4 separate regions of the Homo sapiens genome follow, and all the other regions are linked to region 3. Evidence: read pairs that join two places in POLR2A ChIA-PET (ENCODE). Cell type or tissue: CD4-positive, alpha-beta T cell. All regions are shown on one strand.

What was found. ChIA-PET counts read pairs that join two places held together with the same protein. Peaks named below come from ENCODE experiments on the same cell type or tissue, not always from the same donor. Only the 100,000 strongest peaks of a DNase experiment are listed, where the experiment ranks them.
Region 1: POLR2A ChIA-PET joins it to region 3 with 11 read pairs; 27 of 35 experiments call an interaction of 5 or more read pairs at or near these places.
Region 2: POLR2A ChIA-PET joins it to region 3 with 10 read pairs; 15 of 35 experiments call an interaction of 5 or more read pairs at or near these places.
Region 4: POLR2A ChIA-PET joins it to region 3 with 19 read pairs; 10 of 35 experiments call an interaction of 5 or more read pairs at or near these places.

Annotation. Positions count from the first base shown.
Region 1 is chr5:80,243,834-80,251,833 of GRCh38, forward strand. All of the region lies in intron 1 of SERINC5 (serine incorporator 5), which reads right to left. Among named protein-coding and RNA genes, the nearest start is that of SERINC5, 8.2 kb to the right of the region's middle. RefSeq lists enhancers at 2,219-2,721, 3,437-3,731, 5,377-5,944. In CD4-positive, alpha-beta T cell, no CTCF peak of the experiment used is centred here; DNase peaks (open chromatin) are centred at 2,358 and 3,608; H3K4me3 peaks cover 997 bases; H3K27ac peaks cover 2,299 bases.
Region 2 is chr5:80,136,994-80,144,993 of GRCh38, forward strand. SERINC5 (serine incorporator 5) reads right to left here. Exons shown (of 12, transcript NM_001174072.3): 12 at 1,734-6,817. The coding sequence ends at 6,670. Among named protein-coding and RNA genes, the nearest start is that of THBS4-AS1, 57 kb to the left of the region's middle. In CD4-positive, alpha-beta T cell, no CTCF peak of the experiment used is centred here; DNase peaks (open chromatin) are centred at 58, 4,338 and 5,698; H3K4me3 peaks cover 150 bases; H3K27ac peaks cover 5,872 bases.
Region 3 is chr5:80,187,400-80,195,399 of GRCh38, forward strand. The region is part of intron 2 of SERINC5 (serine incorporator 5); the gene reads right to left. Among named protein-coding and RNA genes, the nearest start is that of SERINC5, 65 kb to the right of the region's middle. RefSeq lists enhancers at 160-990, 4,366-4,937, 4,938-5,508, 6,081-6,651. In CD4-positive, alpha-beta T cell, no CTCF peak of the experiment used is centred here; DNase peaks (open chromatin) are centred at 4,742 and 5,222; H3K4me3 peaks cover 4,243 bases; H3K27ac peaks cover 7,840 bases.
Region 4 is chr5:80,266,934-80,274,933 of GRCh38, forward strand. No RefSeq gene overlaps it. Among named protein-coding and RNA genes, the nearest start is that of SERINC5, 15 kb to the left of the region's middle. RefSeq lists a silencer at 5,643-5,886. In CD4-positive, alpha-beta T cell, no CTCF peak of the experiment used is centred here; a DNase peak (open chromatin) is centred at 3,308; H3K27ac peaks cover 2,130 bases.

The sequences.
Region 1 (8,000 bases), 56 kb after region 3:
AGACTTGCCTCTACAGAATTTTTCAAAGAACTGAATCCCAGTTGATGAGATTCCACAAACTTTCATAGAAAAAGTAGACGGTGGGGGAGCACAGAAAGTGGGGGATTTCTCTGAAGAAAAAAGGGGATGGAGGGCTACCCTTGGACTCGATTTTGGCAGAACTTAAAGAATAGTTAAACTTCAGCATCCTGCAATTTGGGGGCAGGAAGCTGTTTTCCTACTACCATCCTTTTAGGCCCAGCCCAGACCTCTTTAGGCTCTTAATCTGTGCTTCCTTTTATCTTAAAAGATAATAACCTCCCCTCCCTGGCTTCAGTTCCTCAGCTCCCCAGCATTTCTCTACCTTCTGCTGCCTGGAAACTGAGGCTGCCAAAACCCCCAAGCACTTTTTTTTTTTTTTGAGATGGGGTCTCGTTCTGTCACCCAGGCTGGAGTGCAATGGCACGATCTCGGCTCACTGCAACCTCTGCCTCTCAGGTTTAAGCGATTCTCCAGCCTCAACCTCCTGAGTAGCTGGGATTACAGATGTCTGCCACCAGGCCTGGCTAATTTTTGTATTTTTAGTAGAGATGGGGTTTTACCACGTTGGTCAAGCTGGTCTCAAACTCCTGACCTCAAGTGATACGCTGCCTCAGCCCCCCAAAGTGCTGGGATTACAGACAGGAGCCACCACACCTGGCCTTACTCTTTTTTTTATTTTTGGAAACATGGTCTCGGCCGGGCACAGTGGCTCACGTCTGTAATCCCAGCACTTTGGGAGGCTGAGGCGGGTTGATCAGGAGTTCGAGATCAGCCTGACCAACATGAAGGAACCCCATCTCTACTAAAAAATACAAAAATTAGCCGGGCCTAGTGGCATGCGCCCGTAATCCCAGCTACTCGGGAGGCTGAGGCAGGAGAAACGCTTGAACCCAGAAGGCAGAGGTTGCAGTGAGCTGAGATCGTGCCATTGCACTCCAGCCTGGGTGACAAAGCGAGACTCCGTCTCAAAAAAACAAAAACAAACAAAAAAAGAAACATGGTCTCACTCTGCCGCCCAAGCTGGAGTGTCGCAGATCAAAACTCATCCAGCCTCGACCTCCTGGGCTCAAGCGATCCTCCCACCTCAGCCTCCAGACAAGCCAGCACTCTCAAAAAATCCACAGGCACTGATCTTCGATCTTCCTCTCTCACTTGACTTCAAGTTGTCGTCTGACCAGGCCAGTTGGCTCCACACCTCTCCCCACCCTCCAGGCAGGCTCTACCTTCACTTAATTTCCTTTATTTCCCTGTTGGCTACAGGGAATGTGTGCCTTTTGAATTGGAGATGTTTCTCAAGGTTCCAAGGTTAGGCTTTCCTTCTCGTACTACAGCTGTTTTTTCCTGAGGTGAGATTTCCTTGAGAAGCTGAGAAATGATGGGGACTTTCTTCTTGGAAAAGTGTTCAGGACATAAACAACACAACTGTGTGTGCAACTGCAGGATTGCATGGATCTCTAGAGCCCATTCAGGAAAGAGGACCCACTCTCCCCGTGCTCCCCTGCATGGGCTCATCCACTTCTGGGGGCAAATGTCCCTGCCAAGGGACCCCCAGCTTCTACTCCTTTTCCAAAAGATAAAAGGTGCAAAGCTGAGGCAAACAAACCCTCAATCCAGTCTGTGAAGAAGCACTGGCCCAGGCACAGTCTCATAGGCTAGCAAATTCAGCATCTATTCACAAGTCACTCCCAAGCACAAGCAGGGCTAGCTACATACAGCCTCTGAACTTCATTATTCTAGGCACCCAGTGAATATTTATTTTTTTTTATTTTTTATTTTTTGAGACTGAGTCTCACTCTGTTGCCCAGGCTGGAGTGCAATGGCATGATCTCAGCTCACTACAACCTCAGCCTCCCATGTTCATGCAATTCTCGTGCCTCAGCCTCCTGAGTATCTGGGATTACAGGCATGTGCTATCATGCCTGGCTAATTTTTGTATTTTTAGTAGAGACGGGGCTTCACCATGTTGGCCAGGCTGGTGTCCAACTCCTGACCTCAGGTGATCCACCCGCCTCAGCCCCAAAAAATGCTGGGATTACAGGTGTGAGCCACCACACCTGGCCCCAGAGAATATTTATCAATTGACATTTTACTTTAGGGATTGTCAGCTCTTTAAAAAAAAAAAAAAAAAAAAAAGAGTAACAGCTAACAAAATAAGTCCAACAAAGTCCTAGAGTCCTTAGGGATAAGGCTAGCAAAGCTAAAGAAAAATTACCACTATAGAATCCTATTAGAGCAAACAGTTTCATTACTATGGAAACAAAATACTGCCATTGTTTCTGAGAATGGCAGTGGAGGAGATCAATGAGCATGGAATCAAGAACAAAAGACTGAATTCCTCCCTAGTTGGGGTGAACCACACTCACCAAGGATCAAAGCATTAGGAAATCAGCCCTCCATTAAATTGCTGAGACATAATGTGAGTGCAAAAACAAAACAAAACAAAACAAAAAAATGGAAAAGGCATTCCACAAAGACCTCATGAATTTTGTTTCAAAATGCACTTAGCTAGTTTATAAAAAAATGATACTTAAACACAAGTCTGATTTTCCCATCTTCGCTAGTTATCTTTTCATAAATAAGATTTAAGGGGTTATGCATGTGTTTTTCCTACTTTTGTTTTGACTACACAGTTTTCATGAGAGAGTGAAAATGCTGTCTAATCACTATATACTGTAACCTTACTTCAAAAACCCACAAATTGTTTCAAAATTTACTCTCTGATAAAAACCCACTAAGTCTTTCCACAACAGCTGCTTTCCTTAAACATCAGCAATTTTAATCTCACAAGGCAAACTACGGAAGAAAAGCCAAAAGTAAAATCCTGCTTCCCTTTAAAATTCAAACAGATGTTCTGTGTAATCACACCAACTCAGTATTTGAATTTCCTACTGCCCTATACTGACTCTCAGATTAAGTTCTAAAATGTTTTGAAATATCATTAATATATAAGCTAGAAGAATATGGGGATATTCTCACTGTAAATGTTTTAAAATACATTTTAAGCAGGGCAGCAAAGGTTTACTCTGGGCTACTTGGGATGCCTAATATTTGGGAACAATCACAGTGATTTAGAGAGGTAACTTGATTGATACTGTTCTCAGGATCCAATCATAACCCTAAATTCAACTGCAAACAGCAATATGTAAAATTCACCAACAATGCGGCTTGACTCAGAACACTAAGAAAACACTGGGTCTTTACAATTAGGCAGGTATGGCCACTTAAAGTACTAAAAATAGCTTGGTCAAAGAATTACATCCAATGGCTAGTTCTGTAGACATATCAGCTTATATGAAGACTTCCTTTTTAACATCAAGTTATCACAGATGATCTGGCCACATACTGCTCTGAAATAAAAGTAGACAATGCCATAATTACTGCAGTGCCCTTTCTGAGGCTCTAACTGGTGACTACATTAAAATACCTGGAAAACTGGAAAGTAAAGCTTCCGTGTCTCATAGTCACTCCCAGATACTCAGTATCTGTGGGAAATCTACAGCCTCTATACAGAAAACGAGGGCGGAAAGCAAGCAATGGGGAAGGGGGTGTTACCTTTTATTTAATTAGCACAGAGAGATGAGTCAGAGGCTGCCTTCCACGCCTACAGACTGGCCTCTCCTCAACCGTGCCTACAAAGTCAGACTTGCTGCAGTCCAAAGCTATTTGTCAGCTGGACAGGTCAGCTACAGAGCTGCCCAAGAAAACATATTTGAATGAGCAACCATCAAGCAACTCTCCAACTAAGAGTGCAACCTTCACTCTCCATACTGTTCAAGGTAAGTGACAGAGGATTACCTGACAACCTGAATTTAGCTACACTACACAAAGACACTCCTAAGCCACCCTTCCTGTATCAGCTCACCAGTGAGCTATACAGAGTAGTCCCTCCTTACCCAAGGAGGATGTGTTCCAAGATCCCCAGTGGATGCCTGAAAGTGTGGATAGTACCCAACCCCATATATACTGTGTTTTTTCCTGTATATACATACCTATGAGAAAGTTTTGTTGTTTAAGACAGGGTCTCACTCTGTCACCCAGGCTGGAGTGCAGTGACACAACCATGGCTCACTGCAGCCTCGACCTCCCTGGGCTCAGGTGATCCTCCCACCTCAGCCTCCCAAGTAGCTGGGACTATATAGGCACACACACCACCATGCCCTGGCTAATTTTTGTTTTTTGTAGAGACAGGGTTTCTCCATGTTGCCCAGGCTGGTCTCTAACTCCTGGGCTCAAGTGATCCACCCACCTCAGCCTCTGAAAGTGCTGGGATTACAGGCATGAGCCACCTTGCCTGGCCTCATGATGAAGTTTAATTTCTAAATTAGGCACAGTTAAGAGATTAACAACAATAAGAAATAATAAAATCAAACTCTTATGACACTATGCCAACATCACTACTCTTGCGCTTTGGGGCCACTAAGTCAAATATAGGTGACTTGAACGACTTGAACACAAAGACTGCAATTCTGCGACAGTGGATCTGATAACCGAGATGGCTCCTAAGTGACTAAGGGGTGAGGAGCATAGGTAGACAGCTAGACAGCATGGAGATGCTGGCCAGAATTGATTCACATCCCGGTGGGATGGAGTGAGGTTTCATCACACTATTCAGAACAGGGCATAATTTAAACCTGTGAATTGTTTATTTCTGGAATTTTCCACTTAATATTTTCATACCCCAATAGACCTCAGGTAACTGAAACCACAGAAAGCAAAACTGCAAGTAAAGGGGTACTACCGTATTTAGCCAACATCAACCAAAACACCACCTTGACAGAACAATTATAGGGCACTTTACTGCATTGTGCCCACATCTTTATAAAGATGAACAGGAAAATAAAAGTGCCAGTGCTAGTGATAAGAAACACAGGCCTCAATGTTAATGCAGTGGAAGCAAAGATGGCCACCATCATACAGCAGGAAAACAGTGACTCAACCACCATTTGGACAGACGTTATCTGTGAAAGTAATTGTAAAAAGAAAAGGTCAAAGTTAAAGAAAATGTTGAAAATGACAGAAATATATTGTCAATGATGCCATCTAACAGAGATGAAATTAGGGATTTTTTTTCATTACTTTTGTCCTTTTGGGAATAGAAACACACCCAAACCTCTTAATGCAAAAGCTCATTAAGTGACTTTCACACATTCAACATTAACACCTCTGAAGAAACCATCAGGCCGGGTACGGTGGCTCACGCCTGTAATCCCAGCACTTTGGGAGGCCAAGGCGGGTGGATCACGAGGTCAGGAGATCGAGACCATCCTGACTAACATGGTGAAACCCCGTCTCTACTAAAAATACAAAAAAATTAGCCGGGCGTGGTGATGGGTGCCTGTAGTCCCAGCTACTCGGGAGGCTGAGGCGGGAGAATGGTGTGAACCTGGGAGGCGGAGCTTGCAGTGAGCCGAGATCGCACCACTGCACTCCAGCCTGGGCAACACAGCGAGACTCTGTCTCCAAAAAAAAAAAGAAACCATCAAGTTTGAAGGTAGAAGACTATCTACATATGAATGTAAACCCAGAAAACATTAACAGCTACAATAAGTGGTGGGTGCATGTTAAAAAAAACTTTATCAGTCACCTCATAATTATGCAAAAAGAGTGGGATCAAATACAGCACTTCCAACAAAATCCCAACTTTGCAAAGTAAAATTATAAATATCGGCCGGGCACAGTGGCTCAGTCCTGTAATACCAGCACTTTGGGAGGCTGAGGCGGGCAGATCACCTGAGATCAGGAGTTCAAGACCAGCCTAGCCAACATGGGGAAACCCCATCTCTACTAAAAACACAAAATTAGCTGGGCGTGGTGGCGGGCACCTGTAATCCCAGCTACTCAGGAGACTGAGGCAGGAGAACTGCTTGAACCTGGGAGGCGGAGGTTGCAGTGAGCCAAGATCACGCCATTGCACTCCAGCCTCGGCAACAAGAGCGAAAACTCTGTCTCAAAAATAAAAAAAAATAAAATAATAAATATTAAATATAAGTAACTGACTATAAAGCATCAAAATGTGGTTCTCTCTGGGTAATGATATGTGTGATTTCCCTCTGTTTCACAAATACTTCCCACATTGTTCAAAAAAGTATCATCATGGAAATAATGAATTTTTGTAATTGGATCCCTTCCAGTGGAAGCACCATGTAATATAATGAGGACCTAACATTTCCAATCACTATAAACAAAGAGCAATAGGGAACAAGAGTTCTGTAACCAAAAGAGCTCAACAGGGGGTTCAGCTAGGTCACAATAAGTGCTCTGCTTATAAGAAGAGAGGAAACATCCTTGCAGTAGCCAGGATTTAATTCCAATGCATCAGATGACCCAGTACTAAGTGGTGCAATCAAGTCCACGAAGCAGAAATTCTGTGAGGACTCTCAAAACAAGAGAAAGATCATTACTGAGGAAACATTAATTGAGCTGGGACCTCAAAGTAGAGATTTGGGTTTTACAGTGAAGAAGGAAGGACATTTTGGGGGAAACATCATCATTATTATTATTTTTTGAAACGGAGTCTCGCTGTCTTGCCCAAGCTGGAGTGAAGTGCCATGATCTTGGCTCACAGCAACTTCAGCCTCCCAGGTTCAAGCGACTCTCCTGCCTCAGCCTCCTGAGTAGCTGGGATTACAGGCATATGCCATCACGCCCAGTTAATTTTTATATTTTTAGTAGAGACAGGGTTTCGCCATGTTGGCCAGGCTGGTCTCGAACTCCGCCCACCTGAGCCTCCCAAAGTGCTGGGATTATAGGCGTGAGCCACCATGCCCGGCCTGGAATCATCATTATTGTATGTGGTGTGTAATTTATTTTTTAAATAAGTCTTCTTCATGGACTCTGTGTATGTGGGTGTGTGTTTTAAGCTGCATTATAGGGGCATCAGTTGCCCTGATAAGACCCCTATTCCAGCAAACATTTAATCAAAGGCCACACAGCTGGCCTAATTGCATTTACAGCGACCAACCCTTTGTAACTTTTCACTTTCCTGACTCTTGAGCCACCGCTCACTCCCCTCCTTACTCCCTTATGCTCACTTTAAAAGGCCTAGTCACCTCTGCACAAAATCGAATGGAGCTCAGCTCTTTCCCCTACAGTCAATAGTTACTGAATAAACGTGTTTTTACTGCTTTAACTAATGTCCCGCTTTGTTTATCTTTGATGATGGATAGTTCCTGGTGGCATTCAAGGCTTTGTTAATTAACATAACGGACATCAGAAATGAGTTTTACTAGCCTGGGCAGCAAAGCCAGACCCAGTCTCTACAAAAATTTTTAAAAACTGGCCAGGCATGGTAGAACGCACCTGTAGTCCCAGCTACTTGGGAGGCTGAAGCAGAAAGATTGCTTGACCCCAGGAGTTGGAGGCTGCAGTGAGCTATGATTGAGCCACTGCAATCCAGCCTGGGCAAGAGCTAGATCCCATCTTTAAATACATACATGCATACATACATACATACATACATACATACATACATACATACATACATGGGTTTTCATTGAGGAAAATCTTGGTGATCTAGAAATAGGATCTGGCTGGAAATACCTGGGCCTGGGCATTCCTGCCTTGCATAAACTGGCTATAAAGATAGAGTGAATAGGGCCGGCGCAGTAGCTCATGCCTGTAATCCCAGCACTTTGGGAGGCAGAGGCGGGCGGGTCACCTGAGGTCAGGAGTTCGAGACCAGCCTGGCCAAGATGACAAAACCCCATCTCTACTGAAAATGCAAAAATTAGCCAGATGTAGTGGCAAGTGCCTGTAATCCCAGCTATTCAGGAGGCTGAGGCAGGAGAATCGCTTGGACCCGGGAGGCGGAGGTTGCAGGGAGCCAAGATTGCGCCACTGCACTCCAGCCTGGGTGACAGAATGAGACGCTGTCTCAAAAAAAAAAAAAAAAAGACAGAGTGAACCTTTACTCAGAATGGCAACCACAGGCTTGATCCTCCTGGTGCAATAGTCTTGGCTGCCCACCAACCAGACATTAG
Region 2 (8,000 bases), 50 kb before region 3:
AGGCATTGTGACATGCGCCTGTAACCCCAGCTACTCATGAGGCTGAGGTGGGAGAATCACCTGAACCTGGAGGCTGACAGAGGTTGCAGTGAGCTGACATCGTGCCACTGCACTCCAGCTGGGGTGGCAGACTGAGACCCTGTCTCAAAAAAAAAAAAAAAAAAAAAAAACAAAAAAAACACCTAAAAACCTGAAAGTAGAAATACCATATGATCCAGCAATCCCACTAATGGGTATATACCCAAAGGGAATGACATCAGTATGTCAAAGAGATATCCATACCCCTATGTTCACTGTAGCATTATTCATAATGGCCAAGATATAGAATCAGCCCGAGTGTCCACAAATGAATATAAAGAATATGTGGCCAGGCACAGTGGCTCACACCTGTAATCCCAGCACTTTGGGAGGCCAAGACAGGCGGATCATGAGGTCAGGAGTTCGAGACCAGCCTGGCCAACATGGTGAAACCCCGTCTCTACTAAAAATACAAAAATTAGCCAGGTGTGGTGGCGGCCACCTGTAGTCCCAGCTGCTACTCGGGAGGCTGAGGCAGGAAAATTGCCTTGAACCTGGGAGGCAGAGGTTGCAGTGAGCCGAGATCATGCCACTGCACTCCAGCTTGGGCGACCAAGCAAGACTCTAACTCAAAAAAAAAAAAAAGTGAGCTGGGCGCAGTGGCTCACGTCTGTAATCCCAGCACTTTGGGAGGCTGAGGCAGGATGATTGCTTGAGGTCGGGAGTTTAAGACCAACCCGTGCAACATAGTGAGACCCTATCTGTATAAAAAATACAAAAATTAGCCAGGCTTGGTGTTGTAGCCTGTGGTCCCAGCTGCTCGGGAGGCTGAGGCAGGAGGATTGCTTGAGTCCAAGAAGTCAAGGCCAAAATAAGCCATGATGTCACTGTACTCCAGCCTGGGTGACAGAGTGAGACTCTGTCTCAAAAAAAGGAAAAGTGGTATATATACACAATAAAAAATTCAGCCTCAAAAAGAAGGAACTCCTGCAATATGCAACAATTTGGAGGAACCTAGAAGACACGGTTAAGTAAAATAAGCCAGGCACAAAAAGACAAATGCTTCATGATCTTACTGATCCATGAAATCTTAAAAAGTCAAACTTCCTAAGTTTGACTTAAGAGATGCAGAGTGTAAAGGTGGTTACTAGGGGCTGGAGGTGGGGGACTGGGCGAGGGGGGAGTTCAGGGTGATGTTGGTCAAAGAACACAAAATATCAGCCAGAAGTTCAGGAGATCTACTGTGTAACACGGTGACTAGAGTTAGGAACCTGGCACTGTACCTTAAAAATTCTGAGAGTAGGCCGGGCACGGTGGCTCACGTCTGTAATCCCAGCACTTTGGGAGGCTGAGGTGGGCAGATCACCTGTAGTCAGGAGTTCAAGACCAGCCTGGCCAACATGGCAAAACCCCATCTCTACTAAAAATACAAAAATTACCTGGGCATGATAGCACATGCCTGTAATCCCAGCTACTCGGGAGGTTGAGGCAAGAGAATCGCTTGAGCCTGGGAGGCGGTGGTTGCAGTGAGCCGAGATCGCGCCACTGTACCCCAGCCTGGGTGACAGAGCAAGACTCTGTCTCCAAAAAAACAGAAAAAAAAAATTACTGTGAGTAGATTTTAAATGTTCTCAGCACAAAAACATGAGGTAATGCATATGCTAATTAGCATGATTTGGCTATTCCTGAATATATACATATTTCAAAACATCATGTTGCACACCACAGATATATATCTTTTATTTGTCAATTAAAGGATCAGCATAGACTCCATGAAACTTGAGAGACCTGATTAACATCTGAAGGCAACATCTCTGCAAAACAACTAACTTGAGTACTTTAATTATATATGTATCTAGCAGAAGAGAAAAAAACAACACAGTTTTAATTTTAAATTTTATTAAAGTACAGAGTTAACAAGTTTTGAGTTTTTTATATAGGAAAAGCCTAGTCAATTCAGATGCTTTCTAGAAAAATTAACATTAAAAAACAAATAGAAATCCATGACTAAAGGGGGAAAATAACTTTCAAAAGTTACCAAAATTCGAATCATATCAGAGACCATTATAAATTTCAAACAGTAGATTTACCACACATATTGCATTTTCAAATTCTAATGTAGCAAAACGTAACCACATAATTTGGCTACAGCTAATCGTTTCAGAAAAGTTTAAAAAATTAGCAAAGTTATATCTATAAAACTTTTGTAGTTTTCTTTTTGCAAAGTAAAAAGGCTTAAATCTTTAATAAAGGAAAACAAAACAATCCTCTTAAATTTCTTATAAATAGCTCTCCAGACATATATTACAAATCTGCTGTAAGCTTTCTTTACCTGAGAGAACTTCCCAGGATCCTTTATCCCAAAGGATTACCTTAAAGAGTTCTTCCATCATTTTACTCATGTGAATATGATTAAACTCCTATAGAAGTGGATTGGGACATATGCATTCTTAATCTGCCCTTCCCCATTTGTTTCTTTCTGAAAGGATTTTGCTTAAGGAAAAAAAAAGCTCTTTGGTAAAGGCCAAATATTTCAACCTTTCAAAATGACTGCCTCTGTGAAAGAGTTGTTGAGAAAGAAGAAAAGAGAGAGAGAGAGAAAGGTCTAAACATCTGTGTGAACAGCTCTCCAGTACTGTGAAGTCAAAGGCCCAACATTACAGAGCGCACCTCTGCCTGAAATACAAAACTAAGTTAACTAGCAAGTTACAGGAAATAGCCTTCAGTAAATTCCACAAGCCAAGTGGCTACTGCATTGTCCCTGAAGAAGGAGGGCCCAGTGTTCTTTCTGGGTGTGTAAGGTCTTACTTAGTTCAAGGTTTGTCCCTTCTTAGTTGTAGGTTGGGCCCTCTTTCGTTTCCAAGAGGTATAGGACACTAGAGTACACCAAATGAGATACTATTTGGAAAGGCAATAAAGGGAGTGTAAAAGCCTAGGTAGCTTAAATACAGGCTCTGGAATTTCCTTCGCAGGAAGGTGAAGCACCAATGATGGCAAAAATTAAATAAATACATCATCTTAAAAAGGCAGAGGGTAGGCTGCGTGCAGTGGTTTACGCCTATAATCCCAGCACTTTGGGAAGCCAAGGCGGGCACATTGCTTGAGCTCAGGAGTTTGAGACCAGCCTGGACAACCCCATCTCTACAAAAAAATAAAAATCGGCCAGGTGTGATGGGGCAAACCTGTGGTCTCAGCTACTTGGGAGGTGGTCCTTGAGCCCAGGAGGTCAAGCCTGCCATGAGTCAAGATCATGTCACTGCACTCCAGCGTGGCTGACAGAGTGAGCCCGTCTCCAAAAAAAAAAAAAAAAAAAAAAAAAAAGGCTTAGGGTGACAATTTTGACATGGGGACAGGAAATTAACATTACACTGAGGTTATTCATAATAAAGGATCTTCTGAGGAATCGGAAATAAACAATGTTGTATGGAAACAGAACCCCAAAACCCCAATAACTCCACCCTCCCCACAACCCACCCCCACTCTATCTCCCCTTCAAAGAGGCTCCAAATACCTCTGGCAAATAATTTCTTTTTCAGACAAAATGAAGAACCTTTTTGCCCAAGAAACTGTGGGCAAAAATAAAACTAACCAATCAGTATTTAAAAAGCTAGACACAGTAAAGACGTGGTTGGGTTTCTGAAGGCTTATAATGGAAATAGTCTCTAGTCTCCAGTCAGGTAACATGCCGCGGTATGACACTCCCATAAGAACCCCCACCCCCCTGCCACCCACTTAGTGTTTTTACTCATAAAAATGAGGGGAAAACTTTTCTACATCAGACAAATCACACAGAGGAAATATTCACATGCAGCTTTAAAAAAGTCCTCTTCAACTGTCATCCCTAAATGTGTCTGACCAGCAGCTTCTGGGAATATACTCTTTAGGTCATGTACAAAAAGGTGTAGGAAGCAAATGTCTATTATTTTTAAAAGATATCAGTGAGTTAATCAAATTAACACCGTTGTTATAGGAACTCAAAGCCATTGGCACAATGTTTCCAGTTTCTCAAATCACAATTGCACAAAACTGTAGATTCTTTAAATCCAGGAATGTTGACTCCTCACCTGAGTATTGTATATCACAATTAATAACCATTAACATTAACTCTGCATTGATAGTCCCTCAATCCTCAGATACATCCACATCTGTTTTGTTCATCCAGATACACGTGCTAACATTTTCAGCTGAGAATAAAATTCAGAGCAACTGTAACTCTTCCTCTTGCATCAGACCAACCGGCAGAAGGGAACGGGATGTCACAAACCAGACTCACGCATCTGGAAAACGTTGTGTGGCTGGGCTGGCTCCAGAAGGAAGCGACGAGGGCCTTCTACCGGCCACACTCCCTTGCTTGGGCTTCCCTAAGCTGCTTTCTGCAGAGGAAAGGGCCAATCACGGCCAGCCAAGGAATACAAGGCCTTGTCAGCTGGACCTTGACTGCGCGTAAGGTCAGTTTCTCAAATCACACCAGCTGGCAGCCAGACCCAGCCGAGAGGACAAAGCAAGGGCTCTGCTAGACCTCAGCAGGAGGAAAACAATGAAACTAGTCACAATACTGCCCAGGCTCTTTACCTGCTTCCCCTCAGGGTGTTTCCTAAAGACAACCCCCAAGGCCCTAGGCCACTGCAACACAGCTACTGTGTGTGACACGCAGCCCCACTCCCTGAGCCCATTCCTGGCCCACGGAACTCCTGTCCCCTAACTGATTCCTCAGGTTAGAACACGGCTTTTCATTTTGCGACTCCAGATGAATCTTTTAACTGCTGAGTACAGAGCTCCTGCCCTAAAAAAGGAAATTTAATGGAATTTACAAAACAAGGCTCTCTAAACCACACACACAGATGGAGTGCCTTTTGAAACTGAATCTCAAACACTCTAAGTAGGGAAAGTTCTAAAGGAATTCATCCCCTGTAATTTGTTTCCCCATGGGTTTTCTTGGGAGAAGGGCAAAGGAATGAATAGAAAGAATTTCACTAATTTCACCCACCAGCATTTTGGCACACAGAAGCCCAGCTTAGGTGGCACTCAATTCTGCCCAACTCATACAGTAGGGCACAGAAAAAAATGACTAGGCTGAGCCTTTTATTCTTAGATCCTCACTTACAGAGAGCTCGAGAAGATTCTTTCCACCCCGAATGAAATTCTAACAGGAGTTTCCACCAAGTAAACCTTTTCCCTGCCTGAATACATCAACACTGAAAATAGGCATCATCTTGGGTAGCTGCCGAAAGTCACGTTTCTGTATTACTTTGCAAGTACGTATTTTGGAAATTCCTGTGCAGCGTGATCTCGGCTCACTGCAACCTCCGCCTCCCGGGTTCAAGTGATTCTCATGCCTCAGCCTTCGAGTAGCTGGCATTACAGGCACACGCTACCATGCCCGGCTAATTTTTCTATTTTTAATAGAGACAGGGTTTCACCATGTTAGCCAGGCTGGTCTTGCAACTCCTGACCTCAAGTGATCCGCCTGCCTCTGCGCACCTCTTTTTAAGTATATTCGGCCACTTCCACACATTGCCTAACAAGCTTCTTCTGGTCAGTGTGTCTGAGATCCTCACCTCAGAAATTCTCACATTAGCAAACCTACTCCAAGGATGCCAGCATGAACCTGAACGGTATGGTCACGTTACAGATCCAGAACACAAAACGACTTCCGCTTTTACAGTTTCAAAGGCCTCAAGGTGGAGAAAAAACTGAGGGGCTGACCTCAACAACTGAAAGAGCAGTGCATGCAGCAGGCTTCAACACGAAGCAGCTTTTCAGTTAAGGTCCTAAAAGTATTATCATTATCAACAGCACAAACAAGTAAGAATGATAGCCCTCCATTGCTTAGGCAGAGAAAACATGAATCTTGTTCTATAATCATGTGAATAACACCATAAATAAGCGCCGTACTTATTGCAGTAACTCGGATCAGGTAGTGATAATAAGGTGGGGAACCACCTGGGGGGTGATCAGACAAATTGTGCTTTTTCACATTATTACAAAGATGTGGGACCCAGAAAAGATGAGACCTCGGGGAAGGGTGCAGGCAGAGAGTGAAGTCTGTGATTCCCAGCATCACAACCTCAAAGGGAAACGTTTAGGGGCCGTGAAGAGGCAGCACTGAGGGTGCAGTTGAAAAGCAGGTGCCTCCTCTTGGACCCTATAAATACCAGGGGCCCTGCAGGCTGAGTCCTGTCCTCAAAGCCCCCTGGGGACAAGGCTCTAAGAGGCGGAAGTGAGTGAGAGGGGTCTGGATTCTGTTAGGCGCTGGGGACTCAAGATTTTGGCATGTTTTTCTATTCCGAGGATGAGAATGACTGGCCCCACAAGATATTTTTATCCCTGTGAAAAGATGCTGTGCCCCAAATTCTGTTTTGGCAAAAACATGCAGAAGGAAGTCAACATAACTGGTATCCAGTTCCTAGGGGTAAGATATTTCAACCATGATCAGTTTGGTTGAAAATTTCAATTCCTTTGGGACAAACTGGTAGTTTCTTTTTGAATTTCAAAAGTAAAAAGCTAATCAGGAGATTTTTTTTTTTCTCTCTCAAAGCTTTTTCAGACCCACTCAGGCACAGGGCGCCAGTCCCTGCCCCGGGGACACTGTTCAAAAGATGGCACTTTCCAGGCTGTAGGCCCACAAAGCCCAGGGGACCGCCGATATCATCACACAGAGAACTCCCGGGTGGGGCAGCAGAGGGGAGCGACCAGCGTACACAGGTACAACAGCACGCATATCCAGCAGGAGGCCATCTTGACCCAGAAGATGGACCAGCTCCCGCTGAAGAAGCTCTCGATGTTGGCACTTTCGTAGCTGTGGAAACAAGACACCTAGCCGCGGTCAAAGCAGGAATATATTGAGATACAATTCACTAATTCACATCCATTTATAATGTATAATTCAACGGCTTTCAATGTATTCATACACAGACTTGTGCTACCATCAACACTACCCATTTCCAAACATTCTCATCACCCCCAAAAGAAATCATGCACCCCTTAGGTGCTCTCCCCTTCCCCATGGCCCCCTCAGCCCACCCCCCGCATTCACCAATCTACTTTCTGCCTCTATGAATTTGCCTATTCTGGACAGTTGATATAAAAGGAATCACATGGTCTCTTGTGTGTGGCTTTTTTGCCTGGCATACAATTTCCAAGGCTCAGCCACGCGGCAGCATGTGTCAGTCCTTCATTCCTTTTTACTGCTAAATAGTATCTTATTGTATGGATAGAGCACATTTTGTTTAGGCAGTCACCAGCTGATGGTCATTTGGGATGTTTCCCCTTTTTGATTATCACCAATGATGCTTGTATGAACACCGCTGTGTAAGTTTTGTGGACCTAGTTTTCTTTTTGTCTTAGGTATACGCTCAGGAGTAGTGGAAGAGCTGGATTACATTGTAACTCAATGTTTAATTGTTTAAGGAGATGCCAAACTCTTTTCCAAAGCAGATTTCACATTCAAACCAGCAATGTAAGAGGGTTCCAATTTCTCCACTTCCTCGACATTTGTTATTATCTGCCTTTTTAATTATAGCCTTCTCCATCTTTTCTTAAGCTTTCCAAGCCAAAAATTCCCAGGAGTTCCCAAAGCATCACTGGGAAGCATTAAAGCTCCCTTCTCCTCTCCTCCTTCAGGAAGAATCTCTCCAATCACTGTGCTTGAAACCACCACTCCCACCACCCCTACCCCAATTCCCTCTCCTAATTTTATTTTTCTCCCCAATACTCATCACCATCTAACACACCATATTTGACTTGCGTCATAGTCTGTCTCTCCTGCTGGACTATAAATCCTGCCTCATAGAACCGTGTGGCACATAGGAGCCACTTGCACATCTGTTGAATGAATGATAAAAGGAAGCACAATGAGCCTACATGTCTAAGCTTAACTTAGTGGTCAAAAAAATTATGATACAACCAAAGCTGTGGACCTGTAGAAAAAGTATGAACCTCTGTGTAGTGCCAGGGAAGGCCAGGTCAATCATGTACTGCCA
Region 3 (8,000 bases):
CATCTTCAAACTTTCCAGGATAGTTTGTTTTTCTCCATGAAGTACTTCCAGGGTCCACCACACTGATGACTTCCTGTTATTGGTCAGTGGACAACAGCCATGAAATGGGAAACACTAAAATCAGCTTCCCTCTTTCCTTACACAGCCTCTTGGCAACCAAAGCTCATTTCTCAGTAAGTGATTGCCTTTGAGGCCCTTTGGGGGATCTGGGGCTATTTAATAAACAATAACAACAACCAGTACTGGCTTCTCTTTTCTTTGGGTTATCTGAGCATTTTTAATAGAAAAATCTACATTGTATCATTATTAAAAGCCAAAAGATGAATGAAAATTAATCTCAAAAAGCATGCAAAGACTGAGAATGCGAGTTCACAGCTCCTCCTCCACCATGAATATTTTGTCAGAATCAAACAGTCACAGATAGGATTAAGCAGCCAGAAAGCAACTCTAAGCAAACCGTTATACAATAAGCTCCAAAGGAGACAACTCCCAGAAGACTGACTAATTAATTACTATGGGAAGAAGGGCTCCTCCACAGATGCAGAACAGGATTCAACTCATTTCAATCTCCATTGAGAGAATTAGGTAAAACTGAAGGCAGAAGGCTGGGTGCGGTGGCTCACGCCCATAATCCTAGCACTTTGGGAGGCCGAGGCAGGTGGATCATGAGGTCAGGAGTTCGAGACCAGCCTGGCCAAGATGGTGAAACCCCGTCTCTGCTAAAAAATACAAAAATTAGCCAGGTGCATGGCGGGCACCTGTAATCCCAGCTACTCGGGAGGCTGAGACAGGAGAATCGCTTGAACCCGGGAGGCGGGGTTTGCAGTGCGCTGAGATCCCACCACTGCACTCTAGCCTGGGCGACAGAGCAAGACTCCGTCTCAAAAAAAAAAAAAAAAAAAAAAATCTAACTGCAAAGGATTATTCTCAATTTTATTTGCACTTATATAAGCAAAACAATTATATATTTTACTGCCAAAATGTGTAAATTACAATAAAAATACAAATAACCCAGTGTCCTTGCCCATCAATGCCTCAATTCTAACTTGATTGCTTCCCTAGAGGTGCCACTGTCCCCAGGTGTGAGTGGATCTTTCTAGACCCTTTGCTGTGCCATTATTCTACATTCATTATGTCTTGGAGGTTGCTGTATGTTTAACAGATAAATCTATTTGCATCTTCTTACATACTACATAGAATTCTAGGCTGGGCCCAGTGGCCCACACCTGTAATCTGAGCACTTTGAGAGGCCAAGGCAGGAGGATCACTTGAGCCCCGGAGTTCAAGACCAGCCTGGGCAGCACAGTGAGAGACCCCGTCTCTACAAAAAGTAAAAAAATTGGCCAGGCATAGTGGTGCACGCCTGTAGTCCCAGTTACTCAGGAGGCTGGGGTAGGAGCATCTCTTGAGCCCAAGAGTTTAGGAGACTGAGGTGGGAGGATCACTTCAGCCCAGAAGGTTGAGGCTGCAGTGAGCCATGATCGCGCCACTGCACTGCAGCCTAGCCAACACAGCAAAACCCTGTCTCAGAAAAATAGATAAAAATTTAGAATTCTACAATCTGATTGACTCTAATTTAGTTTGTTATCCTGCTGATAGGCATTTAGTTTTTTTCTGATTTTTTCTCACTATTATAAATAATGTACAATGGATATCATCCTTATTATGTGTATCTCTCTGTTCACATGTAAAGTGTTGAGAAGGACAGAAGCTAAAGTCAGCTTTATGACAGAAGTCATAAAGTTAGTACATTTAAAATTTGAACGGATACTGCCAAACTCTCCATAAGAAGGGTTTTGGAAACTCTGGAATTAGGGGTAATAGAGCAGAAGAGAGGAGGAGTGGAGGTGCCGGCAAGAGAGGCAGAGCTGGGGACACACCATCTCTCAGCCAGGTACTCCTGTGCTGCCCCGGCAAGGTCAACATGTCAATCTTCCAGATTCCTGAGGGCCTTTGTAAGCAATGCCCCTACAACCAAAGCCGGGAAGAGAGTGAATAGGACCCTCTGAGCCAAAGACACAAATCTATTTCTAACTCAAGACAACTTAAAACCACAGCTACGGAGGTCTGAACTTTCGTTTCGGCTAGAAAATACGGCTATGGCCCCACACAGAATACAGGGTCTAACAGAAGACACTGTGCTGCCCTGAGGTGAACACGGCTGATGGAAAGATATCTCTTGAACATAGAAATGTGAAATTTCTATAAAGAGAGGACTAAATGCTGAAACATGCAGGTCTTTCTATTCTAACCATTTAGAGAAAACACATGCTTATAGTCTAAGTGAGCCTCAAATCTGCTAGTTTCTTTTTTTTTCTTTTCTTTTAATAGAGAAGGGGTCTTGCTCTGTCCCTCAGGCTGGAGTGCAGTGGCACAATCATAGCTCACTGCAGCCTCAAACTCCTAGACGCAAGCCATCCTCCCACTTCAGCCTTCCCAGAAGCTGGGACTAGAGGTGCATGCCAACACATCCGCTACTTTTTTACTTTTTGTAGAGACAGGGTTTTAACTATGTTGCACAGGCTGGTCTCAAATTCCTGGCCTCACAAGATCCTCCCACTGCAGCATCCCCACACTGCTGGGATTATAGGTGGGAGCCACCTCACTCAGCCAAAATTAGCTTGCTTTCTTCTTAAATGTGTGGACCTGAACGCAGTGGTAATACATTATTTGCAAGTTCAACTATTTACATAACTGTCTCCCGTACTTTTTTTTTTTTTTTTTTTTTTTGAGACAGGGTCTCACTCAGTCACCCAGGCTAGAGTGCAATGGCACAATCTCGGCTCACTGCAACCTCCACCTCCCTGGCTCAAGCAATCCTCCCATCTCAGCCTCCTGGAGCAGCTAGGACTACAGGTGCACACCATGACACCTGACTAATTTTTGTATTTTTTGTAGAGACGGGGTTTCGTCATGTTGCCCAGGCTGGTCTCGAACTCTTGGCTCAAGTGATCCTCCCATCTTGGTCTGCCAAAGTGCTGGGATTACAGACATGAGCATATAATTTGTAAAAATCCAGTGAATTTAGAGTTTGCATGTATAATCTTCATTCCGTACTATATGTTACATGACATACACATGTATTACAGCCTAGAGTTTGAGCATCCACGCACTCATTCCCAACTACTATGTGCAGGTATTGCTCTAAACTAGGGGGATACGAGCTGTGAATAAAACAGTTTAAAAGTTCATGCTAAAAAGAGCTAACGTTCTACTAGTGAAATGCTGTATGCACAAAACTATGCTCTACTTGATGGATATTTGAAGTATTTTCATGGTTAATTCGGACTAGTCATGATGTTTGCCTTAGGCAGGACATTAGGACCTAATGTTCCCCAAAAGATAGGACTCTACACCAAACCTATAACCTCAAGATTTGAGAGCCCCATTACCTGTTCCCCAGTTCTAGTGATGGGAACCAGTACATGGCAGACATTTAAGTTTCCGGCCCCAGCATCTTTCTTATATCAGACCTGGAATTGAATGATGGTGCCCAGCAGCTGGGGAACTAGGGTGCCCAGACCCTCATTTTCTCCAACCCCACTTCTTCCTGGATCACCAAATGCTTGGTTTGGATTGTTAAAGTTTAGGAGAGGCCATTGTTTTTGACTCCTGCACTAGGCCCCAGCAGACCAGACCGAACCAAAATGAAGCCACTTGTACTAAGTGCCACTGAATTTGGGGGCCAGTTTTCTTTAAAAACAAAAACCAAAAAAAAAAACCACTGAAAGATTCTAGTCAATGTGAGTCTGCCTAATAAGGAAATCCTCTGTTTTAACCTTTTGTTCTGTTTCTGCTTTTTTTCAAGCCTTTTCTGCCTATAAAGACACCCTCCTCTGCTCAGCTAACTGGAACAGTCGTTCTACTTCACATTCTAGAATCACAAATAAAATCCAATTCAACTTTCCAACTAAATTTGTAATTTCGTCCTTTGACAGAATATATAAAAAGATGACTGGCTGGGCACAGTGGCTTACACCTATAATCCCAGCACTTTGGAAGGCTGAGGCAGGAGGATCGTTGCTTTGAGCCTAGGAGTTTGAGACCAGCCTGGGCAACATAGGGAGACTCCATCTCTACAAAAAAAAAAAAAAAAGAAAAAAAAAAAAGAAAAATTAGCCAGGCATCGTGGTGCACATCTATGGTCCCGGTTACTCAGCAGGCTGAAGCAGGGAATCACTTGAGCCCCAGAGGTTAAGCCTGCAGTGAGCCATGATCGTGCCACCACATTCCAGCCTGGGCAACAGGGCAAGGCCCTGTCTCTAAAAAAAAAAAAAGAAAGAAAAAAAAAAAGACTTTTTTTTTTTTAACTTGTAAACAATTTGCCATTTATTCCAAAATGCCATATAGACATAATTACTATTAAACATGTCATACTAATTTATTGCCACATTATTCTTACCTAGTCTACCCACTATGTGGTTCATACAGCCTAGTCAGTTACCTGCAACTTAAGCAAGAACTCTGGTACTCTGAGCACAATGTTCAGGTCACTGACGTTTCCCTTTTGAGAGAGATGGGAGAATAACTGCACATAACGCATATAAGACCATGGAGGGTCTAACACAGGAGTCAGCCAACGACAGCCAGTGGGTCAAATCCAGCTAGCCTCCTAGTTTTATTGGAACATAGCCACACTGGTTGGCTGGCCATGCCATTGGCTGGCATATTGTTTTGGCTGCTTTTGCACTACAAAGGCGAGAGCTGCTACAGAGACCACAGGGCCTCCAGTGTGTACTAGCTGGCTCTTTGTAAGAAAAGTCTGCCCCACCCCTGCGCTACTAGGAAGAATAGATGAGGAGTTGTGGCTAACTGTTAACTGCCTAAGTACAAATGCACATTTCAAAAGCAAGTGACAACTGGTGATAACTTACTCTACAAATCAAGAGCCAAAAGAGCAGCTCCTTTGGGCTGCGGTCCAGCTGTCCCAACCCTCCGCTCCTGCCTTCTCCCATGAGACTCTTCCCTTCCTCAGGGCTGTCCTCAAATGGAACTTGGGCCTTAAGTGAATCAAACTGTGTATCTCCCATATGTCATTTTTTTTTTTTTAGCAGAAAATAAAGTACCTTAATTTATCCACCCACAGAAAGTTTTTCAGATGGGGTGGGAAGGAATGGAGAGAGAATGTGTCTATGAGCTTCCAGCGCTCATCTCTGCGGCTCAGAAGCCATCAATAGCTCGAACAGAAAACGTCCTCACATCTGTCACACAAACACACCCCATGGAACCAAAAATAAACCCCACACTGATGAAAGCCAGCATGTCGAAAGATAATTTTAGATCTATTTGAAGACTGCAGAGACTGTCTCGCTGAAATTTTAAAACCACACCACCAGAATACCCAACCCCTTATGATTATGCTCAGCCCTGATGAGGAGGCAAAAACACTTCATTCCATTTTATAAACCTCCCAGGCACCTCAGCTCTGTCTCTAGAATGGGGAGAGAGCATTCCTGAGTTACCACGTGACTCCGAAGGTCAGCCGAGTCACATCTGAGCCAACACCACTGTCCAATATTCACTAATGGAGTTCACATATTTTTAGCTTTCAGACATACACAGTCTAGCATCACAGGCTCCTTCCAGACACACTTGCCAAACTGCTCTCTTTTCCCCTACCTGAGGGCCAGCTCTATGGGGACAATAACTGTGTGTTACTCAGTGTCTCTGAAATCCCCAGCACCTTTCAGAGTGCTCGCCACTTGCATCTGAAAGAATGACAGCTAGGCAATTTTTTAAACTTTTGAAGAATGAGCTCGGATTACAGTTTAATCAAGTCACAGAATCATCCTATTAAATTTCTATGCAGAGTAAGTATCAAGATTCAGCCATTCACAATATCTATGCATTGTTTCCTGTTCCCATCGCTCTGAGGCTACTTTTTCTTCCATTCTTCGTTGTGCCATTTCTCTGTTCTCTCCAGCCCCATGTTTATGATGGCTGACAATGCTCATTTCCAAAGCTTTTGTCTGTTCTATTTATCTGCAGGCTACTCCGAGGCCCTGTCTGTGGACAGTTGCTTAACAGACGCTTTAGATGACTACAGAAAAAAACGTGTTAGGAAAACTTTCATTCTCACATCTTATCATTCTCTCTCGTCCATAGCCAGACCAATCCTAAAAGAGATCCAGCTGACACCTGGTGCTCCCGCAAACGTGCAGGTAATGGATCCTCACAGACCAAGGACAGTATGTATTGTTTCCAATTTCCTGCCTCCTGGCAAGCTCATTATTACTGGACCAGGATCAAACCTCTTTGTCCTTGGTTCAGGCTCAAAAAAAGACTCTCAGCAGAATATCCATTAGTTCAAATTGCTGCCTCCAGTACAAAACGATTTCCCACCACTACTTCCCGACATCCACTTGTATGGGGAAGGATAAGGCCCAGCAATGACAGCTGAGGCATAGGAGGGTACAGGGACTCCTTGCTTTCTCTCACATGTTATCTCCGGATGAAATTTAGACCAAAAGATAAAACCGTTTGGAAACATATGTCTCCAGAGTCATCCTAACTTGGAGGGGAGGGAACTCAGAGGATTTAAGAGGCAAAACCTCAAAGCCAGCTCCCCAGAGGAAAATTCTAAAAGGTCATGGTGAGAATTTTCCCTCAGTTCTACAATGGGCTTGAGGTTCGATGGTCCCAACCCACTTTTAATCTCAAAAACTTCCTCCTTGATAACTTGACACATAAGGTACAACAGTACCATGAACTCAGTTGCTACGCAGAAAGAGAACTTTTGAAAAGCACTCCATCTCAGCTGGATTTTAAAAAAGCATTCCAGAATCAAAGAACTGGGTCAGCAATATTTTCTTGTTATTGTTAATTTGACACTTGTTCTGACACAAAAGCATATAAGCGGAGAATGGAGAGAGTTCTACTTGAGGCTTCAATGTGCCTATGCCAGCCCCTGATGCAGGTCTCAGGTACAGTGTGCTCTGAACATTCAACCAGTAAATATCAAAGGAAAATCAAGAGCCAGACTCTCCAGCTTCAGCATGAAGACCTGTCATTTTACATTGGGACAAACTGCACAGTATTTTGGATCAAAGCGGAATATTTTTCACTGATGATGTTTGTTTTAAAAAGATGGTTATACCAAACACAACCTGAAAACAAGTTCTATTTTACATGTAAAGCCACTGAATAAATAAATACTAGTTTTGTGGCTACCTCTGTTTTCTACTTCAGAATAACAGTCATCCCTTGAGCTCAGCTTTTGGTCATCACAACAGGAAGCAGGCAGATGGGAAATGTAACTAAGCTAAGATCGCTGCTGAGGGCCCCAGGCAGCGCTATTTCCAAAAGTAATACTTCTTACCACTGGGCCCAGAAGAAAGTCTAGAAAGCGGAGGAAGGATATGCTTGATAAAAGGCATTTAACTGTGACTTCTGTGAATATCTGACCAACAAGCAAACCTAGTTGCACAAACAGGAGATGCACTGGCCAGGCGACCAGCAGCCCTGGGTTCTAATCCCAGATATACCTGGTGTCTCAGTTCTGACAAGCCACTTCACTTCCTGGGCCACAGCTCCTCACCTGTCAAACGACAGGTTTGTTAAGATGACCACTTAGGACTTTTCTGCTTTTAAAAATTCTTAACAATGGGCCAGGTGTGGTGGCTCACACCTGTAATCCCAGCACTTTGGGAGGCGGAGGCAGGTGGATCACCTGAGGTCAGGAGTTCGAGACCAGCCTGACCAACATTGAGAAACCCTTTCTCTACTAAAAATACAAAATTAGCCGAGTGTGATGGTGCATGCCTGTAATCCCAGCTACTCGGGAGGCTGAGGCAGGAGAATCCCTTGAACCTGGGAGGCAGAGGTTGTGGTGAGCCAAGATCATGCCATTGCACTCCAGCCTGGGCAACAAGAGTGAAACTCTGTCGCAAAAAAAAAAAAAAAATTCTAACAATGTATTCAAATTATATCCTAAGCAATATATCAATGTAACAAAATTACACTTGTACCCCCATAAATTTATACAAATTTTAAAAATAAAT
Region 4 (8,000 bases), 80 kb after region 3:
TTTTAGGGGAGCTGCTTAAGGAAACAAGAGAAATCCTTTTGTACTTCTCATCAGTTAGTTTGTAAGTGTGGAAAGCTAATGATTCTTCAGCACTGTAATGGTGCTTTAAAAGTTTTAAATGGTGCTTTTAAAGTTTTAAAAATGGTGCTTTAAAAGCACTGTAATGGTGCTTAGCGGATCATGAGATCAGGAGTTCGAGACCAGCCTGGCCAACATAGTGAAACCCCGTCTCTACTAAAAATACAAAACAAAAATTAGCCAGGCATGGTGGCGGGCGCCTGTAGTCCCAGCTGCTTGGGAGGCTGAGGCAGGAGAATCGCTTGAACCCGGAAGGCGGAGGTTGCAGTGAGCCAAGATCGTGACACTGCACTCCAGCCTGGGCGACAGAGTGAGACTGTCTCAAAAAAAAAAAACAAAAAAAACAGTTTTGCCTTAGTATCTTAAAGATTCTCCCCTTAATGCCTTTCACATTAATAATTTGCATGGCAAGTTCTTTGAGTGTAGATAGTACAAAGGAAAATCTCCTTTACACACCCCAGGGAACCCAAATTCCAAATTAATGAAGACAGTAGAGAGTTGCTCAACAGGTTTTGCAGCCCCGTTCAATCTTTCTGGGAACAAATTAATTTTTTTTTTTTTTTTTTGTGACACAGTCTCGCCCTTTCGCCCAGGCCAGAGTGCAGTGGTGCGATCTCGGCTCACTGCAAGCTCTGCCTCCTGGGTTCACGCCAGTCTCCTGCCTCAACCTCCCGAGTAGCTGGGACTACAGACGCCCACGACAGCGCCCGGCTAATTTTTTGTATTTTTAATAGAGACGGGGTTTCACCGTGTTAACCAGGATGGTCTCGATTTCCTGACCTTGTGATCCGCCCGCCTCGGCCTCCCAAAGTGCTGGGATTACAGGCGTGAGCCACCACGCCCGGCCACAAATTAATTTTTTAAGTCCTCTTAGATTAGGAGACTACTCTTGATATATTTTTGTAAGTTGAATCAGGTACACTCAGATTTTGAGTTATAATCCTTTGTGTGAAGGCAACTGGACTCGGCACAGTGGCTCACGCGTGTATCCCAGCACTTTGGGAGGCCGAGGTAGGATGATGGCTTGAGCTCAGGAGTTCCAGACCAGCCTGGGCAACATAGTGAGACCTTGTCTGTCTCTACAAAAAAATTTAAAAATTAGAGTGTGGTGGTGCATGCCTGTAGTCTCAGCTATGCAGGAGGCTGAGGCAGGAATATCGCTTGAGCTCACAGGAGGCTTGAACTCACAGGAGGCGGCAGTGAGCTAGGATCATGCCACTACCCTTCAATCTGGGTGACAGAGAGATACCCTGTCTCAAAATATATAATATATATTATATATTTTTCATATATATGAAAACTATTTAGAGAGGCTTTGCCTCCTTAAGTAAAATACATAATAATCTTTGAATTTTTTTTAAAGTCTCCATTTTCTTCACTTAGAAATAAATATTTGTGTAAATTATTATAGTCACTATTCAACTTTATTATAAAATTTAAAAAACATTTCTGGGCCGGGCGCAGTGGCTCATGCCTGTAATCCCAGCACTTTGGGAGGCCGAGGCGGGCGGATCACGAGGTCAGGAAATCGAGACCGCCCTAGCTAATACGGTGAAACCCCGTCTCTACCAAAAAATACAAAAAATTAGCCGGGCGTGGTGGCGGGTGCCTGTAGTCCCAGCTACTCGGGAGGCTGAGGCAGGAGAATGGCGTGAACCCAGGAGGCGGAGGTTGCAGTGAGCCGAGTTCACGCCACTGCACTCCAGCCTGGGCGACAGAGCGAGACTCCGTCTCAAAAAAAACCCAAAAACCATTTCTGAACAGAGCTCATTCCTGTGATTCTGAATACCATGGAAAATTATTCTGGCTTCTTTGGTTTTAAAATCAATTCAAAAAACTTTCCACATCCTGATTTCAAGTAAACACATTCAGCTATGTTTGAGGCTGAGAGGGGAAAGAAAAAAACACACAAAGGCGAGACAAGTCTCTCTTTTCAGTTTTCTTGGTTAATCCATTCTAATTAATTTCCTGAGAGGAAGTACAAGAGGTAAGCCCATTTCTTCAAATAACAGCACTGTGTGTTGACTTATCTTTTTAACGTGTATTTAAAGAGAGGACTCCTGTCAGTTTCTTTTAAATTCACTTTATAAGATGCATACTTTGAAGTAAACTCTCTTTGGAGGTGCTTGGTTTTAAAATAACCACCGCCAGCTAACTGCCTGTGCAACCATATAGTTCCATGAAAATCAACAAAAGGCCTTCATTGCGGGTTTCACTTGGAAGATGTTTACATTGTTCTATGAAGGTTAGAAAGGCGGAAGGAGCTCCCTGAGGTTTCACAGGAAGACAGTCCAGCCTATTTATTCATAATGGGATTTCAGTTACAGAACATTTAGATTCAACAGAAGGAGAATTTTAAATGGCTGAGAGAAGATGATAAGAAAATGTTCATAAACCATTTCATTTTGTTTCCCTCTTTAATGAAAAGGGAGAAAACACTCAATGAAGAAAGTTAATGACTCTGAAGTCCAAATGAGAAGTTTAGAAACAACTTCTTGAAAAAAAAGAAAAAGTATGCATTTATTGAATGACATTACTCAATCAATAATTTTGGATATTTTCTTTTTGTGTTTTTTTTTTCCATGCTAATTCTACAAACTGAAGGCAAGAATAAATGTTGTTTTTTTTAACCCCCCAAGACGGAGTCTTGCTCTATCACCCGGGCTGGAGTGGTGCAGTGGCATGATCTCTGCTCACTGCAACCTTCGCTTCCCGGGTTCAAGCGATTCTCCTGTCTCAGCCTCCCGAGTAGCTGGGATTACAGGCGCCTGCCACTGCGCCCGGCTAATTTTTGTATTTTTAGTAGAGACGGGGTTTCACCATGTTGGCCAGGCTGGTCTCAAACTCCTGACCTCGTGATCCGCCCGCCTCAGCCTCCGAAAGTGCTGGGATTACAGGCATGAGCCACTGTGCTGGGCCAAGAAAATGTTCTTATGCCTTTGCTTTATTTAAAAGAAGCAGACTGGCCGGGTGCAATGGCCCACACCTGTACTCCCAGCACGTTGGGAGGCCGAGGTGGGGGGGCGGATCACCTGAGGTCAGGAGTTCAAGACCAGCTTAGCCAACATAGTAAAACCTCGTCTCTACTAAAATACAAAAATTGGCTGGGCTTGGTGGTGCACGCGCCTGTAACCCCAGCTACTCAGGTGGCTGAGGCAGGAGACTTGCTTGAACCTGGGAGGTGGAGGTTGCAGTGAACTGACATTGTGCCACTGAACTCCAGCCTGGGCAACAGAGCGGAAACTCTGTCTCAAAAACAAGAACAACAAAAAAACCACAGTAGACTTCCATTCCATCTTCAGACTATATTTCTAAAGAAGGAAATGGTGTCCTAAGCACGTTCATTTATGGTCTACCACTCAAAATATGAAATTCAACATAGGTGTATGTGACTTGAGCCACAGTAATCTGAGGAAGGCAACAGGCATCAAATTTTGCTTGCTGGGACATGGGACCAATTAGTGGAAAACACAGAGTTAAAGCCACATTGTAGACTTGAAAGTGGAAGGGTAAAAATAAGAGAAGGAAGAAAGCAAAAGGCTGGCCACTGAGCAGAGAAAAGGCTCAACTGGATTCTCTCTCAAAAACTTTAGGTAGCAATTTATGAAAATTGCTGTTGTCAGCCTCCAGATTTACCATCTAGCTCCTAAAAAGCTACTGGCGATGACTTCACACCCTTATCAAGGAGATAACTTTGAGAGGTTTCTCATTTAGAAGTATAAGATTTCAACCAGGCATGGTGACTCATGCCTGTAATCCCAGCACTTTGGGAGGCTGAGGAGGGTGGATCACTTGAGGCCAGGAGTTCAAGACCAGCCTGTCCAACATAGTGAAACCCCATCTCCACTAAAAATACAAAAATTAGCTAGGCATGATGGCACATACCTGTAATCTCAGCTCAGCTACTCGGGAGGCTGAGGCAAAGGAATTGCTTGAACCCAGGAGGCGGGGGGTTGTAGTGGGCTGAGATGTGCCACTACACTCCAGCCTGGGCGACAGAGCAAGACTCTGTCTCAAAAAAAAAGGGTACAAGGTTTCCTGGTACTATTATTTTCAAATGCCTTTGGAACACAAGGGCTTTTGAAAAAACAGGAGACAGGTCGGGCGTGGTGGCTCACTTCTGTAATCCCAACACTTTGGGAGGCTAAGGTGGGCAGATTACCCAAGGTCAGGTGAGACCAGCCTGGCCAACATGGTGAAACCCTGTCTCTACTAAAAATTCAAAAATTAGCTGAGCATGACGACGGGTGCCTGGGAGGCTGAAGCAGGAGAATCACTTGAACGCAGGAGGCAGAGTTTGCAGTGAGCCAAGATTGCGCCACTGCACTCCAGCCTGGGCAAGAGAGCAAGACTCCATCTCAAAAAAAAAAAAAAGGAAAAAATAGGAGACAGAGTAGAATGTCTTACCTGCCACCCTAAGAATAAGCATAAGGTTCTTTGCTTGGCAGGAAAAAAATACCAGTAGACGTTGTAAAGCCTCTTCGTGTTGATGTCTTTAAGAATGTCAAATGCTTGCAGCCTCTGCCTATGCGCTCAGTGCAGCCAGAAGCTGGTGGTCAGCCTGGCTGGAGCAGCTGTACAATAGGTGATGTTTGCCTCCATCTTCCCTTTAAGCTCTGCTCCATGGGAACCCTCAAGAGGAGACTACCTTAACCTAATCCAAGGAGTTCTCCATCTCTGGCAACATTCACACAGGAAGTACCTGCAGGCAAACAGGTATTTGAACATTTGTTCAGAGCTATCAAAATTTTAGGATGTAAACCCCTGTGACCCCTGTGTACCATAGTTGACATTGGGGGCCTCTGATTGCGGGGAAGAGCCTGAACCAAGAACCACTATCTCTTGTGTAATAGGATGCCAGGGCAAGGGAATCCCATCATGACCCACTTATTTCCAAACTTGTATGTTTGGAAACATTTGGAGCCTTATCTCTGCTCTTAAGTCCAATGCAGGGCAAGATTCACAAGGGCACTTCAGGAGGACAGCTCACACAGTTAGTCTCGCCTTATATTTTTGTTCTGGTGAAATAATTTTAAAACAAAGGAGCCGGGCATGGTAGCTCACGCCTGTAATCCAGCACTTTGGGAAGCTGAGGCGGGCAGATCACCTGAGGTCAGGAGTTCGAGACCAGCCTGACCAACATGGTGAAACCCCGTCTCTACTAAAAATACAAAAAAAATTAGCCGGGCATGGTGGCGCATGCCTGTAGTCCCAGCTACTCAGGACGCTGAGGTAGGAGAATCACTTGAGCCCGGGAGGCGGAGGTTGTAGTGAGCTGAAATCATGCCACTGCACTCCAGCCTGGGCAACAGAGCGAAACTCTGTCTCAAAAACAAAAAACAAAACACAAAACAAAACAAAAACAGACCGGGTGCAGTGGCTCACGCCTGTAATCCCAGCACTTTGGGAGGCCGGGGCAGGCTGATCACTTGAGGTCAGGAGTTTGAGACCAGCCTGGTCAACATGGTGAAACCCCATCTCTACTTAAAATACAAAAATTAGCTGGGCGTGGTGGCGTGTGCTGTAATCCCTGCTACTCTGGAGGCTGAGGCAGGAGAATTGCTTGAACTCGGGAGGCGGAGGTTGCAGTGAGCCAATATTGTAACACTGCACTCCAGCCTGGGCCACAGAGTGAGAGTGTCTCAGAAACAAAAAAAAACAACAACAACAACAAAAAACAAAAACCAAGAGGATTGGGGTTTTGAAATGGCAGGCTGTGTAATCCCAGCACATTCAGAGGCCAAGGTGGGAAGATTCCTTGAGGCCAGCAGTTCAAGACCAGCCTAGGCAACATAATGAGACTCTATCTCTTCAAAAAATAAAAATAAAAAAAATTAACCAGGCATGGTGGCATGTGCCTGTAGTCCTAGTTACTCAGGAAGCCAAGTTGGGAGGATGGTTTGAACCTAGGAGAGAGCTATGATTGTGCCACTGCACTCCAGCCTGGGTGACAGAGTGAGACACTGTCTCAAAAAAAAAAAAAAAAAAAAAAGCAAACTGAATGACAACTTTTATCTCCCCTCTTTCTCAGATCTATACTTATTCTTTTAAGCGGTGGCGAAGGAATAAAAGGAACAAGTTCCCCACAGTAAAATAAATGGGAGTGGTGAGAGACATCAAGTAAATGATATGGAATAAATATTTTTTAAATGATGTAACTGTATTGCTGAGCTAGCCAAAGTGAAATCACAATGATAAGCCATTTTACATCTACTAGATTGTAAAAATCAAAAATACAATTACAAGTGTTGAAAATGTTGGAAAATGCTTAAAAGAGTCCTGATGTAGCCAGGTGTGGTGGCTCATGCCCGTAATCCCAGCACTTTGGGAGGCTGAGGTTAGGTGGATCACCTGAGGTCAGGAGTTCAAGACCAGCCTGGCCAACATGGTGAAACCCCAACTCTACTAAAACTACAAAAATCAGCCTGGTGTGGTAGCACACACCTGTAATCCCAGCTGTTTGGGAGGCTGAGGTAGGAGAATTGGCTTGAACCTGGGAGGCAGAGGTTATAGTGAGTCAAGATCACGCCACTGCACTGCAGCCTGGGCCACAGAGTGAGACTCCCATCTCAAAAGAAAAAAAAAATCCTGATGTATAGTAAGTTTTATATAACTTTTTGCTATTATTATTATCATCATTGTAGTATTACTACTAATGTAAACACTGCTAATCTTTGGTCAGTTATATATGTCTTTTCCTAGTGTGTGGCTACTGTCTTTATAGTATTTAGTTGGTTTTTAAAAAATTTGTTAGAGAGGTAGGGAATCTCGCTATGTTGCCTAGGCTGGATTCGAACTTATGGGCTCAAGCCATCCTCCCTCTGTGGTCTTCCACCTCAGTCTCCTGTAGCTGGGACTTCAGGCACATGCCACCTATAGTGTTTTTTGATTATGAGAAATTCTTCACTTTTTCTTTTTTCTTTTTCTTTTTCTTTTTTTTTTTTTTTTTGAGACGGAGTCTCGCTCTGTCACCCAGGCTGGAGTGCAATGGCACGGTCTCAGCTCACTGCAACCCCCACCCCCCGGGTTCAAGTGATTCTCCTGCCTCAGTCTCCCGAGTAGCTGGGATTACAGGTGCCCACCACCACGCCTGGCTAATTTTTGTATTTTTAGTAGAGACGGGGTTTCGCTATGTTGGCCAGGCTGGTCTCGAACTCCTGACCTCAAGTGATCCGCCCACCTCGGTGTCCCAAAGTGCTGTGATTACAAGCATGAGCCACCGCACCTGGCCGAGAAATTATTCACTTTAATGTAGAAGATTCCTTTTGTCTTAAGAAATCCTTCCCTAAATAAAGTTGTAGAGAGATATTCTCCTGCATGAGAATAAAGATATTCCTCATGTATATATTTTTAAAATTATATAGTGTTGCTTTCAGTGTTTATCTTCTGTGATTTACTTTTGTGTATAGGTTTAGGTAGGGATCTAATTTTCTCCCAGTGTGGCCAGCCAATTGTTCCTGTACCTATTATTAAATATACTTTCCCTGTTCATCTGCAATGCTAAGTCATGAATCAAGTTTCTATATATGCATGGGTCTGTTTCCTGGGCTCTTTATTACATTTTATTTGTCTATTTATCTATCCCTGCACCTATATATACTATATAATTTTATTTTATTTTTATTTTTTTAAGATGGAGTCTCACTCTGTCAGCCAAGCTAGAGTGCAGTGGCACAATCTCGGCTCACTGCAACCTCCCCCTCCCAGGTTCAAGCAATTCTCCTGCCTCAGCCTCCTGAGTAGCTGGGACTATAGGCACACACTATTACACCCGGCTAATTTTTGTATTTTTAGTAGAGACAGGGTTTCACTATGTTGGCCATGACGATCTCAATCTCTTGACCTTGTGATCTGCCCGCCTCAGCATCCCAAAGTCCTGGGATTACAGGCATGAGCCACTGCGCCTGGCCATACTATTTTAT